Regions from separate parts of the Homo sapiens genome. Here region 2 is linked to region 1. The links are chromatin loops, found by intact Hi-C in ENCODE. Cell type or tissue: prostate gland. All regions are shown on one strand. Links, peaks and the distances in the headings refer to the core of each region. The heading gives the core; the rest is flanking DNA.

Region 1 (8,731 bases), core at 1-8,000:
TTGGTAATCTTCCTAAGTTCTTCTAGTTGCTCTTCTAGGCCGCTTACATAGATTCTGAGTTATTGCAGAGTAGATGATCATCAGATCTGCTGCTGAGACTGGTACTGTTAACCTGCTCTTACAGGGGAGAAAATGAAGGTTCTGCAGGTTAAGTGAGTAGCCCAGGATTACATTTCAAAGTAAGTTTCAAAACTCCATTTAAGGCCAAGTGAATCTCACCGTGAACTCTGTATTGGTCCCTGGGAGACTTAAACTGCGTCATGATTTTTGCCCTCTGATCTCTGAATCCAAAGGGAGGATCACCTCTAGGCCCTGGAACTGCAGGAGGCACACACACTTGAGCCACGGCACTCTCTACCGCAGACGTGGCTCTGCTTTCTGGCCTGGTATTTATTACTGGATTGCAAACCCTGCCTCCCTGATGAATCAGAAAGACTTGAGGTGTTAGTCTTAGGTTGTGGTAAAATGCAAATATTGTCACCTGGCTGCTGGGTTCTCCATCAACATCCTTTTTTTTTTTTTTTTTTTTTTTTTTGAGACAGAGTTTCACTCTTGAGTGCAATGGCGCAATCTTGGCTCACTGCAACCTCCACCTCCCGGGTTCAAGCAATTCTCCTGCCTCAGCCTCCCGACTAGCCGGGATTACAGGCATGTGCCACCACGCCTGGCTAATTTTTGTGTATTTTTAGTAGAGACAGGGTTTCTCCATGTTGGTCAGGCTGGTCTCGAACTCCTGACCTGCCTGCCTCGGCCTCCCAAAGTGCTGGGATTACAGGCGTGAGCCACCACCACGCCCAGCCCAACATCCTTGAGACTCATACAGTTTATAATCCGTATCCAAACAGCCTGGTCCATCTATTCCGCAAATAAGAACTGACACCTGCTGTGTATGCCCGGCCCCGTGTGAGGCACTGAGAGTAACTCTAATAGCACATGCTCGTTGAGTGCCTACTGTATGCCTGGCTCTGAGCTAAGTGCTTTCTTTATAGGAACCAATTCGTTGAAACCCCACAATGACCCTTGGAGGTAGATGCTGTTACTGTTCCCATTTTACAGCAGAGGAAACTGCAGCGCAGAGAATGAAATGCCTGCCCAAGCTGGAAAGTGAGAAGTTAGGATTCCAGACAGGCCCCGGGGCTCCTGAGTCCACCTCTTACCTGCTGTTCCACCTCCCACATGGAGATAAGTGGAGACTTCACCCCTGAAGCTGACTTTAAGAGGGTTGGATGAGGCCTGAATGAAGGGCGGGTGCCCATGCGGCAGGAACCAAAGGAGCTGCTTCTCTTACTGATCCTACATCCAAGAAGGTGGAGATGGGAGGGTCTCAGAAGCAACCCCTCCTCTCTCCCCTCTGCTCCAAGACCACTGGTCTTGAAGTAAGCTTGTCACTGCCTTAATGCCCTTAATCGTCCTAAGCCATGAGGACAAAAGGCAAGAATCATCCCCAAGATGTCCTGAGTTAGACTGCCCTGTGAGGGCTCTGCAGCCAGGCTCAGCCTCTCAAAATCGGGACCCTGGGCACACAACGGGGCTTCAACCCAGTGCTCAGCAATGGACAGGGTGTATGGTACTGGAATACTGTGTAGTTTCTTCTTTATATGGGAAATAATTCATTTAGGGTAAAAATGGGGCTACGTAATAAATATTCTAGAAAAAGTATGTAATTAGAAAAGTTGGTGAATCAAGGGATAGTAGGGTGGTGGGTGAGGTTAGCAGTTATATGAATGTGACCTGTGAGGTGTGTCCTCAGACCCAGGGAGAAGAGAGACAAAGGGCCCCTGCCCTGGCACAGCAGCAGGCAGCCCACAGCCTCACCCTGGCACCCTGGCTCAGAGAGTGGCTTCTTAACAGGTACAGGAAGGAGGAAACATGACAATTTCCCATGAAGTAATATCAGCCACCCTGTATCGGGCACTTACTGTGTCCCAGGTGCCAGCCAAGCTCACCACATCCATCCTCTTATTGTCCCTCAACAAAAGCCAGATCAAAAAGATATTCTTGGCCCGGCGTGGTGGCTCACGCCTGTAACAATCCCAGCACTTGGGAGGCCGAGGCAGGCAGATCACTTGAGGTCAGGAGTTCGAGACCAGCCTGGGCAACATGGTGAAACCCCATCAGTACTAAAAATACAAAAAGTTACCAGGCATGGTGGTGGGTACCTGTGATCCCAGCTACCCGGGAGGCTGAGGAACAAGAATCGCTTGAACCCTGGAGACGGAGATTACAGTGAGCCAAGATCGTGCCACTGCACTCCAGCCTGGGTGACAGAGTGAAACTCCATCTCAAAAAAAAAAAGAAAAAAAGAAAAAGATATTCTTATTCCCCTTTTGCAGATGAAGAAACTGAGGCTCAGAGAGGTTAAGAGACTTACTGAACCCATTCAGCTAGTAGGAACTTAGATCAAGATTTAAACCCAGGTCTGTTTGACAAAGGCTGAAGTTTCTGCCTCTGGGTTCCTTCGCTTTGGTCTGGAGGGCAGCCCCCAAAGGGCGGGGATTGACCATGATCTCTTCCCAAAGGTGTGGGCTCTCCCAGCAGGTACGAGGTCAGCCCCGACCCACCATCCCTACCTCCATGCTCAGAGATGGAGCCATTACTGGGAACAGGCTGTTTCAGTGCCTTACAACAGGAGGCTGTCCTGCCCCCCGCTCCTGATTTGGGGGATTTGGAAATGTGGGGAGAGTCAGGATTGTTATCACAACCTGTGTGGGTGCAACTGGCATTTAGGGCCAAGTTCCCAGGGTGCTGCTATTCTTTGATGCATAAGAGTGTTCGATAATGAAGTACGAAACGCAGCTGCTTCTGTATTGAGAAATGCTGGTGGGCGAAGGAGTCCCATCATGAACACACAGCCTGGCTCTGGACATGCCCCTTGCTCTTGTTGAAGCAGGGGGACCAGTTGGCTCCAGGGGCTCCCACAGTATGTGGTTGTGTGTCTGGGGTGGGCACCAGGGCTAATCCCGCAGTTCTGGGTGTCTGGCACACTTCTGCCCTCTGGTGGCAGAGCCGAGATCCCTCGGTCACCCTCCCCAATCCCCCATCTTTCCAAAGAACTGTTATCCCGTGATACGTAACTTTTAGGTGTGCCTGTGGCCCATGATCTAGGGCTGCCCCTGAGATTGTATGTATACCCCATGTGCATAAAATATAGGATTCACAGCTGGCCAAACGAGATTGTCCTAGGACACCAAACTCACTCAAGAGTAAGGCATTTGCCTTTAAAAGGCACTCATAGTGGAATGAGCAGAAATGTTGGCATCACATAATTTGGATTATAATCCAAGCTCCAGCACTCTCTGACCTGTGTGGCTTTGAGAAAGTTTCTTATCCACTCTGCACCTGTTCTTTCTTCATTTGCAAAATGCGGCATCATAGTGACAACCTCCTAGGACCATTGGGAGGATCAGCAATCACAAATGCAAGCTCCTGCCATGATGCCTGCTGCTTAGGAGCAGGCCAGGGATGCCGGGTTCCCTTCCCTGCAGAGGTGGCAGGAGGAGCATCACGCTCTGCCTCCAGGCATGAGCACATCCAGACTATCTCAGACTGGGAGGAGCTCATTTGCAAGAGGGGAGCCCACTGCTCTGTTTCCTGGGGTAGGAATCATCTGTTTCAGAATCACTGGGAGTGGGGAGTGTTGTTAAAAGTACAGATTCCTAAGCCCTACCCCAGATCTCCTGCATGTGGGACCGAGGAAGCTGTAATTCCACAAGCTCTCTGGGACCTTGATGTTCCCTAAACTCTAAGAACCACTGTCCCGCTGTGACTGTCAAGTCTCCACATGACCCTGTTGCTGTTGGGCTGTTTCAAGTTCATTTGACCTTGGGCTTTAAAGGTCTCTCCTTGTGAGGAGGAACAGGTACCCTGAGGCTGACCCTCAGATCTCTGAGCTGGAAAGGACCTCTGGATACCAGCTCCTTTGGTCCTTCCGGCAGGATCCAAAAGTCTGGGCCTGGGCACTGGACTGGAATCTGCACATCTATCAGGAGCAATGGGGGGATGTTGCAGCACCCATTGATCATGGGCTGATTTAGAAGGAGGCCGTGAGGAAGGGGTGCAGGCTGGAAGCATGGGCGGGCTTCGGGGAGAGGTGTGTGGCTGGAAGACAGTGTTCTGCTAGCTCGTGGCCCTCCTTCCCACTTCATGGTGCGGGGAATGGGTGGCGGTCAGGTGCACAGCATCTGCACCCAGGCTGCCACTTTACTACTCGCTGTCCAGGTGAACCTGGCCACTGGCCTAAGCTCTCTGCACCTCACTTTCCTCTTTGAGAAGATGGAGTTTCTATAGTACCCGCCACTTCAGAGGGTCATAAGGATTCAATAAGCCAATACGTGCAGAGAGTGTAGTGCAGAATCTGATCTAGATGAGTAGGTGATAAATGAAGCTTCCAGATTAATAGGATTATTGGTCATAGGATGTTTCTGCCGAAAGGGGATATACATCTCATCCAGCAGAACTGTCCCCTGCATTTGGATCTCTCCCAACAGAGTTCCAGCCACTCAGTCATTCATTCATTTCTACAAATATTCCATTCCTCTTACGTACAAAGATTATTAAACCTCTGCTTTGTTTTTGGCATGGGCCGAGGTACTAGGGATGCACAGTGGATTTGGAGCTTAAATTTTATATTCTAGAAGAAGAGGAGACAAAATAAACAAGTAGGCAAATAAAATATATATATAGTTGTTTTAAATGGTGATAAGAAGAAATGGCTGGTCACAGTGGCTCATGCCTTTAATCCCACCACGTACTTTGGGAGGCAAAGGTGTGTGGATTGCTGGAGATATATATATATTATCAGAGCATGGAAGCACATGCCTGTAGTCCCAACTGCTCAGGAGGCTGAGGTGAGGGCTCACTTGAGCCCAGGAGGTTGAGGCTGCAGTGAGCCAAGATCATACCACTGCACTCCATCCTGGGTGACAGTGAGACCCTGTCTCAAAAAGAAAAGAAAAGAAAAAGATACGGAGAAATAACTCATGGTAAGAGACTAGGAAGGAGTGGACTGGGTCAGGGAGGGCTTCTCCAAGAAGGTGACATTTGAGGAAGGAACTGAGTGTTCCAGGCATAGTCAAGCCTCTGATATTTGTGGCATGTGCCTGTAGTCCCAGCTACTTGGGAGGCCAAGGTGGGAGGATTGCTTGAGGCTAGGAGTTTGAGACCAGCCTGGGCAACATAGCAAGATCCCCATCTCTTAAAAAAGAAAAAAAAAAGACTATATGACATTTAAGAATAATTCACCACTGTAAGAGAAGACCCCACTGAGAGGAGGAGAGAGGCCTTAACCCATTAATCCACTCTCCCCTAGTCCCCTGGGGGAGCAGGACTTGGAGGGTACTAGAGAGGGAGAGGGAGTCTCAGTGGAGGTGGGAGGCAGAGAAAGGTCTTTTGTGCTGCTTGGGGCAGGTGGCCACAGCACAGAACCCTGGCAGGCAAGAGAGAACTTTGGTCAGCTCATGACTCAACACATCTTAACTATGCACCTACTAACTGCCAGGCATTGTCCCAAGCACTGGGAGAACAGCAAGGAACAAAGTAAATGTCGCTGCCCTTGTGGGACAGACATTCCAATGGGGAAAGCCAGACAATAAACCTATACAGGGAAATGGGGTAATGGAGATGGGGTGACTGGGGGCTGAGCTGTTCTGATTCAGGAGCCGCTGGCTTCTCTAAGGAAGTGATATTTAAGTGGAGACCTGACTGATGGGAAAGGGCAGCTGAGCAGAGATCTGGGGCAGGAACTTCCCAGATATCAAGAACAGCGAGTGCAAAGGCCCCGAGGCAGCCGTGAGCTTGGCTTCTTGAGCTGCTGGTGCCTGAAGCAGGGCCGGGTAGAAGGTGAGGTCGGAGAGGATGGCAGGAAGGGGCTGGATAATGTGCAGTCTTGCAGACCATGGAAAGAAATGTGGACTTTATTCTAAGTGCACTGGGGAGCTGTCAGAGAGCTCTAAGCCAGGGAGAGAACATGACCGGATTGATGATTTTAAAGAAGCTCAGTGGCTGCTGTTTGGCAAATGGAGTGCAGAGGCAAGAGTGAAAGATGAGAGCAGTGAGGCGGCTGGTGGTTGGAGAGCGAGGGCTGTGGCTGTGGCGGTGGCAGTGGAGAAGGAGTGAAGTGGTCAAACCCAGGATATGTTTTGCAGGTGCAGCTGTCAGCATCAGCTGTTGGGTTACATGTCGGGACAGGGAAACAAGAACTAAGAGCAATGCCCAGGCTTGTGGTCTGAGCCCCAGGGTGGATGGAGCACTTTTTTTTTTTTTTTTTTTTTTTTTTTTGAGACCGAGTCTCTCTCTGTTGCCCAGGCTGGAGTGCAGTGGCATGATCTTGGCTCACTACAACCTCTGCCTCCCAGGTTCAAGCAATTCTCCTGCCTTAGCCTCCCGAGTAGCTGGGATTACAAACGTGTGCCACCATACCTGGCTAATTTTTGTATTTTGTAGTAGAGAAGGGGTTTCACCATGTTGGCCATGCTGGTCTTGAACTCCTGACCTCAAGTGATTGGCCCACCTCGGCCTCCCAAAGTGCTGGAATTACAGGCACAGGCATGAGCCACCACGCCTGGCCTGTGGGGCACCTTTCATTGGGACAGGCTCTCAAGGAGCAAGTTGGCCCCTGGCAAGTTGGCAGTAGAGCCTGGGCCAGAGAATGCCAATATCCTGGGTAGCCCAGGACTCTGCCCCTCCCTACTGCCTTCTAGACGAGGAGATTTGCTCCTAGAGCTTCCAGAAGGAACATGCCTTAAACTACGAACCCTGGCTCCAAGACCAGCATCCCTGCCACCAAGTCCTTGAAATGACCTATACACAAGGCTAAGATACAAAAGCCCCGTGCCTGAGATTACCACAGGAATGTTAATCACACATGCACCCAGCAGCCTGCATGCTGGAAGGTGAATCACTGCAGCCTTGACCAGTGGAGTATGTATTAGCAACTAATTATCATTGCCACCAATTAATCATCATGGCCAAAGCTTGATTTCTACAACCCGATTATCACGTGGGCACAGTAGTCTTTGCTCCTATGGGGGAAGGAAGGAGCTCCTTTTTTCCATGGAAGTTTACTGAATCTAATAACCCCAAGCCACAGCATGTGGTGTCTGTCCCCAGCACGTAGACAGCTCCTCATCCTGGGAGACAGCAGGGCAGCCCCAAGAGACCCTGTTTCACTCTGGGGACCCTGGGTCAAGGAAGGAACTGATTTCTTTTGCAGAAGCCGAAACCTCAAACTTCAAGACTTCAGGGACTGTGTCATGGTAAATGGTCCCTCACATGGAAACATGAGGCCAGGGAAAGGAGGGTCCCCTATACCAGAACTCAGGAAACCCTATTTTTGGCAAGCTTCTCAGGTCATGCTAATAGGCAGCTGGACTGGGGAATTAGCGTTTTAGACAACTTGTGTCTTCACAGGGCCAGGGCACACAGGGAAGGTGAGTGCGGAGTAGCTGAATGCCAGGTCCTTGTGATTTTCTCTGTCAAAAACATTCAATTTGGAAGCATGTCATAGTACTTGAGTCACAAAGAATTTGACCTAAAATTCGGAAGAGTTTATTCATTGGTTCATTCACTGCATAAACATTTTTTGAGTTCTTATTGTCACACCCCAGGTAGGTACAGCAGTTGGAAAAACAGATGACTAAGCTTACAGTCTAGTAAGATATGATGAGTACAATCAAATGGGGAAGATACTGAGAGAGAGGTCTGTGTAAGCGATCACAGACCCCCAAAGGAAGGAGTGATGCAGAGAGGGTTCAGAGAGGAGGTGATGGTTGAGCCAGGTCAAGGGTTAAGTGATGGAATAATGGCCCCCAAAGATGTTCACATCCTAATCCCTGGCAACTGTGAATATGTTACCCTACATGGCAAAAGGGACTTTGCAGGTGTGATTACATTAAGAATCTTGGGATGGGGAAGCTATCCTGGGCTTTCCAGATAGGCCTAATGCAATCACAAGGTCTTCATAAAAGGGAGACATGAGGATCTAAGTCAGAGCAGGACATGTGACCATGGGAGCAGAGGCTGGAGTGACTGGAGGGAGGGGCCACAAGCCAAGGAAAGCAGGCTGGGAAAAGCAAGAAAACAGATTCTCTCCTTGCTAACACTGTGATTTTAGAATATCCGGCCTTCAGAACCGTAAGATGCTAAATTTGAATTGTCAGCCAGGTGCAGTGGCTCATGCCTCAGCCTCCCAAGTTGCTGGAAATTACAGGCGCCCCCCCCCGCCACCACGCCTGGCTAATTTTTGTATTTTTAGTAGAGATGGAGTTTCACCATGTTGGCCAGGCTGGTCTCGAACTCCTGGCTTCAAGTGATCTGCCCACCTCAGTGTCCCAAAGTGCTGGGATTACAGGCGCCCGACCTCCTTCACTTTTTTTTCCTGTGTGGTATTTGTTTTTTGTTTTGTTTCTTAGTTGGGACCCCATGACGTATTATCAAGTCACTCTTCTATGCATTAAAAATTTTGTTTCATTATATAAGCATTTATTTTCCCTTTTTTCTTTATTTATAATATGCAAACAGAACTGTGTCTTTTTTATTCCTTTTTTTCAATTACTGAGATGAGATCTTGCTATGTTGCCCAGGCTGATCTCGAGCTCCTGCGCTCAAGTGATCCTCCCCCATCAGCTTCCAAAGTAGCTGGGATTATAGGCACGCACCACCACTTAGCCATAAATTATCTTAGCCATAAATTCTTCTGGGTAAGAACTTATTTTTGAAAGTTATTACATACTTT
Region 2 (8,000 bases), core at 1-8,000, 100 kb before region 1:
GTAAGACTTTTAGTTCTCAGGCATCTAAGAGTGAAGAAAAGAACCATATGCTTCATGTTTTCATCTACTTGAAAATGAGATAATGAATATAAATCTCCTAACACAGCCAATGACACATCATAGGAATTCAACAAATGGGCATCCTTTTAGTTCATTTAACCCTCACTGTCAACTATGACATGCTTGATATCTTGTCTCGGCCCATAATAAAAATGACCCAGTGGGTATTATTGTCTCCATTTGACAAATAAAAAAACAGAGGCTTAGGGAGTTCAACTATATAGCATTACTGTGTCAAGAAATGTCTGGTACACCAGTTTCATCTGATTTAATTCTCACAATCATGTAGAGAATGCATGAGATTGGTATTATTGTCCCCATTTTGTGGATGAGAAAATTGAGGCTCAAAGAATTTAGATAACTTTAATTCTTGGACAAACATTTTCCAGTACTTTTCTGTGTGCCAGGCTCTGTGCTGAGATGCTGGGGAACCACAACAAAGACATATTCCCTACCCTCCTAGAGCTCACAGTCTGGTGTTAAGAGTTAAGATAAAGAGGCAATGTTGGGCCAGGCGCGGTGGCTCATGCCGATAATCCCAGCCCTTTGGGAGGCCGACAAGGGCGGATCACGAGGTCAGGAGTTCAAGACCAAGCTGGCCAACATGGTGAAACTCCGTCTCTACTAAAAATACAAAAATCAGCCAGGCATGGTGTCGTGCGCCTGTAATCCCACCTACTCGGTAGCCTGAGGCAGGAGAATTGCTTGAACCCGGGAGGCAGAGGTTGCAGTGAGCCAAGATCACGCCACTGCACTCCAGCCTGGGCAACAGAGAAAGACTACGTCTCGGGGGAAAAAAAAAAAAGAGGCAATGTCAACTATGATTTGCTAGAAAATCCAAGTAAGCCTAGGATGTTTTGGGAATAAAGAGGAGGGTCCACCTAACTCAGAACTGGGGAGAGGAGGAGAAACATGAAGTATTTTAGTTTACGTTAGTTGTAAGATAAGATGTGCCCTTGGATAAGATTTAGCTAGAATGGTCATTGCGAAAGAATGTTCCAAGAATAGGAATCACTGGGGCAGTTTCATCATTAGGTGTGGATTTCTTCCTGTTTATTCTTGGGCTTCTTTAAACAAAAGGGAATTGTTGGGCTTCTTGTGTCTGAAGAAATGTATTCTCATTCTGGCACCTTTTTTTTTTTTTTTTGAGACGGAGTTTCGCTCTTGTTGCCCAGTCTGGAGTGCAATGGTGCGATCTCAGCTCACCAAAACCTCCACCTCCCGGGTTCAATCGATTCTCATGCCTCAGCTTCCCGAGTAGCTGGGATTACAGGCATGCGCCACCACACCCAGCTAATTTTGTATTTTTAGTAGAGATGGGATTTCTCCATGTTGGCCAGGCTGGTCTCGAACTCTTGACCTCAGGTGATCCGCCCACCTCAGCCTCCCAAAGTGCTGGGATTACAGGCGTGAGCCACTGCATCCGGCCTCTGGCACCTTTTTTCGTCATTATCTTCAAACATAACCTGTGCTCCCTTGTCTTTTTCCTTCTGAGACTCCAATTATTAAGTTAGACATTTCATGTCATTTACTTCTTCTATATTTCCTGCCTTTTTAATTCCCCATACTGTATCTTAAAAGATTGTCTTTTGACCTGTTTTGACCTTTACAGTTCGTTGCTATTTTTTCTTTAGCTGCGTCTAATCTAACACTAAAACCATCCATTGCATTCTTAGTTTTGGTTCTTATATTTTTCAGTTATGGAATTTCTATTGGTTCTTTTTCAAATATGCTATCACTTTTTATCACTTTCCTGTTTTCTGACAACATCTTCCAACTTGTATCTCCTTGAATGTAGTAAGCATGGTTGTTTTCTGATTGGTCTCTGTTAATTCCATCAACAGTAGTTCCTATGGATCTGTTTCTGCTGTCTGTTGTTTTTCTTGACTCTTGTTCATGGTGTCTCGTCTTTTTTCTGAGATGAAGTCTTGCTCTGTTGCCCAGGCTGGAGTGCAATCGCATGATCTTGGCTCACTGCAACCTCCACCTCCTGGGTTCAAGCAATTCTCCTGCCTTAGCCTCCTCAGTAGCTGGGAATACAGGCACGTGCCACCAGCCCTGGCTAATTTTTTTTATTTTTAGTAAAGATGGGATTTTACCATGTTGACCAGGCTGGTCTCAAACCCCTGACCTCAAGTGATCCGCCCACCTCAGCCTCCCAAAGTGCTGGGATTACATCCATGTGCTACCACACCTGGCTAATTTTTGTATTTTTAGTAAAGATGGGGTTTTACTATGTTGGTCAGGCTGGTCTCAAACTCCTGACCTCAGGTGATCTGCCAGCCTCAGCCTCCCCAGTAGCTGGGATTACAGGCATGCGCTACCACGCCGGGCTAATTTTTGTATTTTTAGTAAAGACGGGGTTTCACCATGTTGGTCAGGCTGGTCTTGAACTTCTGACCTTGTGATCTGTCCGCCTTGGCCTCCCAAAGTGCTGGGATTACAGGCGTGACAAGGCAATGTCTTGTCTCTTCATGTGCCTAGATATCTTTCTTGCTTATTGGATACTGTATTTTAAAACATAATTATTGATTTGAGGCCAAGGATGATGTTCTGTTCTTCCAAAGGGGATTGTCATTAGCTTCTGTCAAACACCTGAGGCTACTGACTGTCTTAGATGATTTAATCAAATTCAAAACATTGAGATTTTCTGGGCCACCCTGATGACTCAAAGACTAGCCACAGTTCAAGCTAGAGTTCAAGCAGATCTCTACAGGCTGACAAAATTACAGCTCAATCATTTAGTGCCTATTCAACATCAGCCAACGTTCCTGGACAAAAGCAGCCTGGAGTATTGGGCTCACCTCTCTGAGATCCTGTCTTTTCCCAGATCTCAGCCAGTCTTCCTCAGTGTCTTGTTAGCTCTTTGACACTTTAAAGATGTTTTTGTATTTTATACAGCTTATTTAGGTATCATCATCTTTCAGCCATTAGATACAGAAACTGAGGGACAGTATGTGCAAAGGCCCAGAGGTCACAAAACTTCTGAGTGGTCAGGCAGGATTGGAACTCAGGGTGTAACTGTTTCAAATACCAGATTCTTACTTCTACACAGCACTGCTCAGTCCACATCATGATGATATACATGGATAAGCTGATGTATAGATGGATAAAAGCTAATACTTACTTACCAAGCCTTTGGCTGTGTCAAACACTCTGTTCAAGCTTTAGATTTTTAAAACTCATTTAATACTGAAAACAATCCTATGAGTTAGGTATTGTCATTACTTCTATTTTACATATGAGGAAACTGAGGCTCAGAAAGATTAGCAAACTGGTGCAAGGTCACACAGCTAGCAACAGTTGAGCTAGAATTCAAACCTGAGAGTCCAACTCAGAGCCTGTGCCCTAACCACAAAGTTTTGAATAAAAGTTCCTTGTTGCCAAGGGTCTGAAAATCATTTATCCTACCACATAGCTTCAGGCACAAATACTAACCCTAGGACCATTGGTTCTCCAAGATTGACCTTCCCAGGTAATACTATACTATTTGTACCCTACACTTGCCTGAGTCCAGATGTAACAAAGTCTTCACTTCCACGTATTGGGAAGCATTGCTTTGAAATCTTCAATTCTGAAAACTGTAACCATCCTCACCGCCTCCATCAGATGTTTTTCTCCAAGGGAGACCAGAACAGTTTACAAGCTAATCAGTTCCTGCCAGACTCATAAATTGGGAGACAAGGGAGGGGCAGTGAAGGGGGAAATGCTTTATTATCCCCATTTTGCAAAGGCAAGTTCCAAGCCAAAGCAGGTGAGTCATCCACAGAGATCAGAATCCAACACCCATTCTGTTCCACCCCCTGAATTCCTTCCTGGAGTGGGGGACTTTACCCCACAGATAAAGCCACTTCTCTTCTCTGCTAGGAAATATGCAAAGTAGACTGTGGGCCTCCCAGGGAGCCAGTGGTGGGAGACAGGTGCATGCCAGGTCCACGAGCCTCCCTAAGAATCAATTGGTCTTATATCCTGAATTTTCGGGGCATGAATAATGATCCAAGCTACTATTAATTAAGCATTTACCACTGTGCTAAAGCATTTTCATGTGTGATTTCATTTAATCCTCCCACAACCCTCTGAAGATTCTATCGTTATCCTCACTTTCAGATTTAAGAAACTGAAGCCTGGGAAGGTAAAGCATTTGCCATGGCCACCTACTTAGGAAGCAACAGGCCTTTGGGTTGACATTTTGAAGTCATTCATCTGACATTCCTTCCCACTGTCTTTCCTTCCCACCTACAGATGTGCTTCTAAACACTAAGAGAACGGGTCAAGGGCAGAGGATTTCTGTGGGATCTGTGCTCACTCATAGTCATGGTAGAGGAAGCTGAATCCCAGAGCAAAGGACACCAGGAAGAGGAGAGGGTTTCTCTGGAAACAGCAGGGTAGGTGCAGGCTGACGTGCTTATTGACATGGCAACCTGAACACACCTGGAGACACCTGCTCCACCACCCAGATGGCCATGAATGGAGCAAGTTCTTCCCACTGTTGCTCTCTTCTCTTTTCTGCAAAGTTACACAAGGGTCAAGTCCCATCAAGGGTCCCATCTCCATCTTTTCTCAAGATGAAGCTGGAAGTCATCTTGCCACTGGGACCCACCCTTTGGAAAGACCTCTGCCCAGACAAGGAAAGTGCTGCCTCAATTGCATGATTTGAGTGACTTTGGGAGGGTATTCCTGTCCCCAAATAGACCTCCTCTCCTGACATGTCACACTGGCCGAAATTCCACTATTACAGCTGTTCTTTTCAGGTAAAAAGAAATGAAACCTCTTTCTAAATATAAACACTCCCAGAAAGGGTACTTGATGTTTGTCGATTGTAATTTTTTCTCACATAAAGATGTTTTTTCCCAGACTTTTAGAATTTCCTTCCATCTGTCTGCTGAGTCTGACTCATGAAAAAAACCCAATAAATATAGTATCTGTTGAATGCTCAAAAAGGACTACACAAATAAACAAGTAGCAGCCCCACATTAGAGAGAAAAGGCAAAGAAAGCCATGCTTAGTCTAACCTGTGTTTTCTAAACCGAGTTGAACACAGATGTGACATCATTACATTAACTTGTTCTTTGTTTTGTTTTTGTTTTTGTTTTTGTTTTTGTTTGAGATGGAGTCTTGCTTTGTCACCCAGGCTGGAGTGCAGTGACACGATCTCGGCTCACTGCAACCTCTGCCTCCTGGGTTCAAGCGATTCTCCTGCCTCAGCCTCCCGAGTAGCTGGGACTACAGGCACAGCCTACCACGCCCGGCTAATTTTTTGTATTTTCAGTAAAGATGGGGTTTCACCATGTTAGCTGGGATGGCCTCGATCTCTTGACCTCGTGATCTGCTCATCTTGGCCTCCCAAAGTGCTGGGATTACAGGCATGAGCCACTGCACTCAACCTGCTAGATGGCTTTTTTTTTTTTTTTTTGAGACGGAGTTTCACTCTTGTTGCCCAGGCTGGAGTGCAATGGCGTGATCTCGGCTCACTGCAACCTCTGCCTTCTGGGTTCAAGTGATTCCCCTGCCTCAGCCTCCCAAGTAGCTGGGATTACAGGCACACACCACCACGCCCAGCTAATTTTGTATTTTTAATACAGACAGTGTTTCTCCATGTTGATCAGGCTGGTCTTGAACTCCTGACCTCAGGTGATCTGCCCGCCTCGACCTCCCAAAGTGCTAGGATTACAGGCGTGAGCCACCGTGCCCAGCCCTACTAGATGGTTTTTAATGCCTCTTTCTAGTGCTCTGTAAGAGAAGAATAGTAAAGAGGAAAGAAAGAGAGCATATGATGGGGAGGAACAATCTGAAAGCCTAAATGAAGATACCAAGCCCATTGGGGCTATTTTGCTTATCTCGTGTATTGTATGAGGTCTACAGATTTTACAACACAGAAAGCAGAAGCAAGAACAGCGACCGTAAAGACATCATCCTGTCGTCTCAGCCTGCACTTCCTGCTACAGCCTTGTCTGTTCAGGGTCTATGCCAAGCAGCCAACACAGTTCCCAGGACGTGGTAGCTGTCCTACAAATGTGTGTTGGTTCAAACATAATTATGCTTTCATCTTAGAAAATGTGGGGGAAATACAAACAAGTATAAAGAAAAAATAACCATTATTCATGATCCCATCTCAAGAAACAGTAACAGAAAATGCTAACAGTTATTGAGTGAATATCACGCACTAAGCACTTTACATGATCTCTCTCATTTACTATTTATATAACCACTGTCAACATTTTAGATTTCCTTCCAGGGTTTTTTTTCTATACATGCCACATATATATTTTTTCTATACATGCTACATATATATGTATATATGTATGTATGTATACATATATGTATGTGTATATATGTAGCATGTACAGAAAAATATATATATATTCAGTAGTTGTACTGTACCCTGTACATATACTTTCTATTCTTCTTATTTTTTCTGATTATCCTCACAAGAGACTTTTGAAATATTGATTTTTTTTCCTCCCATTTTACAGATGAAAACACAGAAGCTCAGGAGATAAATTGCCTAAGGTCAGAGAGCTAATAAATGGCAGAGCTGGGATTTGAACCAAAGCCAGACTGGCAATAATGCCTGGGATTTCACCCCTCACCTACTCTCACCCTTCTTCCCAGGTGCTCTTCAGTGTATCACATAATTGAGAGGTGATGGGCTTCATTTCCCAGGGCATCCTAAAGACTGGGCTTTAACACAGGGCAGGGTGTGGTAATTGCTGTAAATGGCCCAAGAGACCCTTGATTCATACTGCCCTTCTGATGAGGAGACAGCCTGTTGATATCCAGGGACCCAATCAGAGAGGTGTGAGCAGTGCCAGGGTTCATCCGGGGCTGCCATGATGGGAAGCAGGACCAAACTAGCAATAAGTATGATCTGATGAGCATCACTCTTACGACCACCTGGACAGTTCCGCCAGGCAGAGGAGAGAACTGCCAATGTCATGAGTCTAGGGCTGGCAGATAAAATCCAGGACACCCAGTTAAATTTGAATTTAGTCACTTGTTTAACCACTGTCAATATTATAGACATATGTCTAAGTATGGTGACATGCTTATACTAAAATGCTATCTGTTCTTTATCTGATATTCAGATTTAATTGGGAGTCCTATATTTTTATTTGCTAAACATGGCAACCTGAGTAAATGATCCCCCTTTTGCTTTTTTATTTTATTTTATTTTTTCCTCTTCCTCTTTACCCTCCATTTCCACTTCTGTCCTTCTTCCCCACCATAAATACTCAAACTGATTCTGTTTAACCTAAGTCCATCTAACTTACCTTCCATTTGTCTATTTTGATATATGTGTAAATCTTTCACTGTATGGTATTGATTTTTTTTTAATTCACACAAATAGAACCACACTATAAATCTCATTCTTTCCACTTTTTTCCTCAACACTTTCTTCTTGAGATCTATTCATGCTGTGATATGTAAATCTGGATCATGAATTCTAGATTTTACAAAACAGTTCACCGAATATATAGGCCAGGTTTTACTTAACAGTTCCCCAGTGGTAGACAACTAGGTAGCCTCCATCTTCTTGTTCCAGACAATTCTGGGTTAAAGTGTGTGCACATCTGATGGGTGTCAGGTCAATCTCTCATTATTGTAGTTATTTATATTTATCTGGTTATCTTACAGATGTATGTGAGACAGTTTCTCTAGGGTACATTCTCAGAAGTGGGATAGCTGTTTCATAGAGTATATGTGTGTGATATTCAAAATATTTAACAATTGGCTAGGCGCAGTGGCTCACGCCTATAATCCCAGCACTTTGGGAAGCCGAGGTGGGCGGATCACCTTAGGTCGGGAGTTCGAGACCAGCCTGGCCAACATGGCAAAACCCCATCTCTGCTAAAAATACAAAAATTAGCCAGGTGTGGTGGAGCATGTCTATAATCCCAGCTACTCAGGAGGCTAAAGCAGGAGAATCACTTGAACCCGTG

Evidence for each region. Hi-C counts contacts between places; a loop is a spot of excess contacts. Peaks named below come from ENCODE experiments on the same cell type or tissue, not always from the same donor. Only the 100,000 strongest peaks of a DNase experiment are listed, where the experiment ranks them.
Region 2: it touches region 1 in a loop (2.2-fold over the local background); 12 of 110 quality-filtered maps call a loop at or near these places.

Annotation. Positions count from the first base shown.
Region 1 is chr1:19,756,647-19,765,377 of GRCh38, reverse strand. The region is part of intron 6 of TMCO4 (transmembrane and coiled-coil domains 4); the gene reads left to right. Among named protein-coding and RNA genes, the nearest start is that of TMCO4, 39 kb to the left of the region's middle. RefSeq lists an enhancer at 1-378. In prostate gland, for the core only: a CTCF peak has its summit at 3,002 (motif pointing left); DNase peaks (open chromatin) are centred at 2,987 and 6,134.
Region 2 is chr1:19,857,058-19,865,057 of GRCh38, reverse strand. It overlaps LOC105376823 (a long non-coding RNA gene), which reads left to right. Exons shown (of 3, transcript XR_947028.3): 3 at 4,303-4,847. Among named protein-coding and RNA genes, the nearest start is that of OTUD3, 21 kb to the left of the region's middle. In prostate gland, for the core only: no CTCF peak of the experiment used is centred there; DNase peaks (open chromatin) are centred at 1,077 and 3,787; H3K27ac peaks cover 915 bases.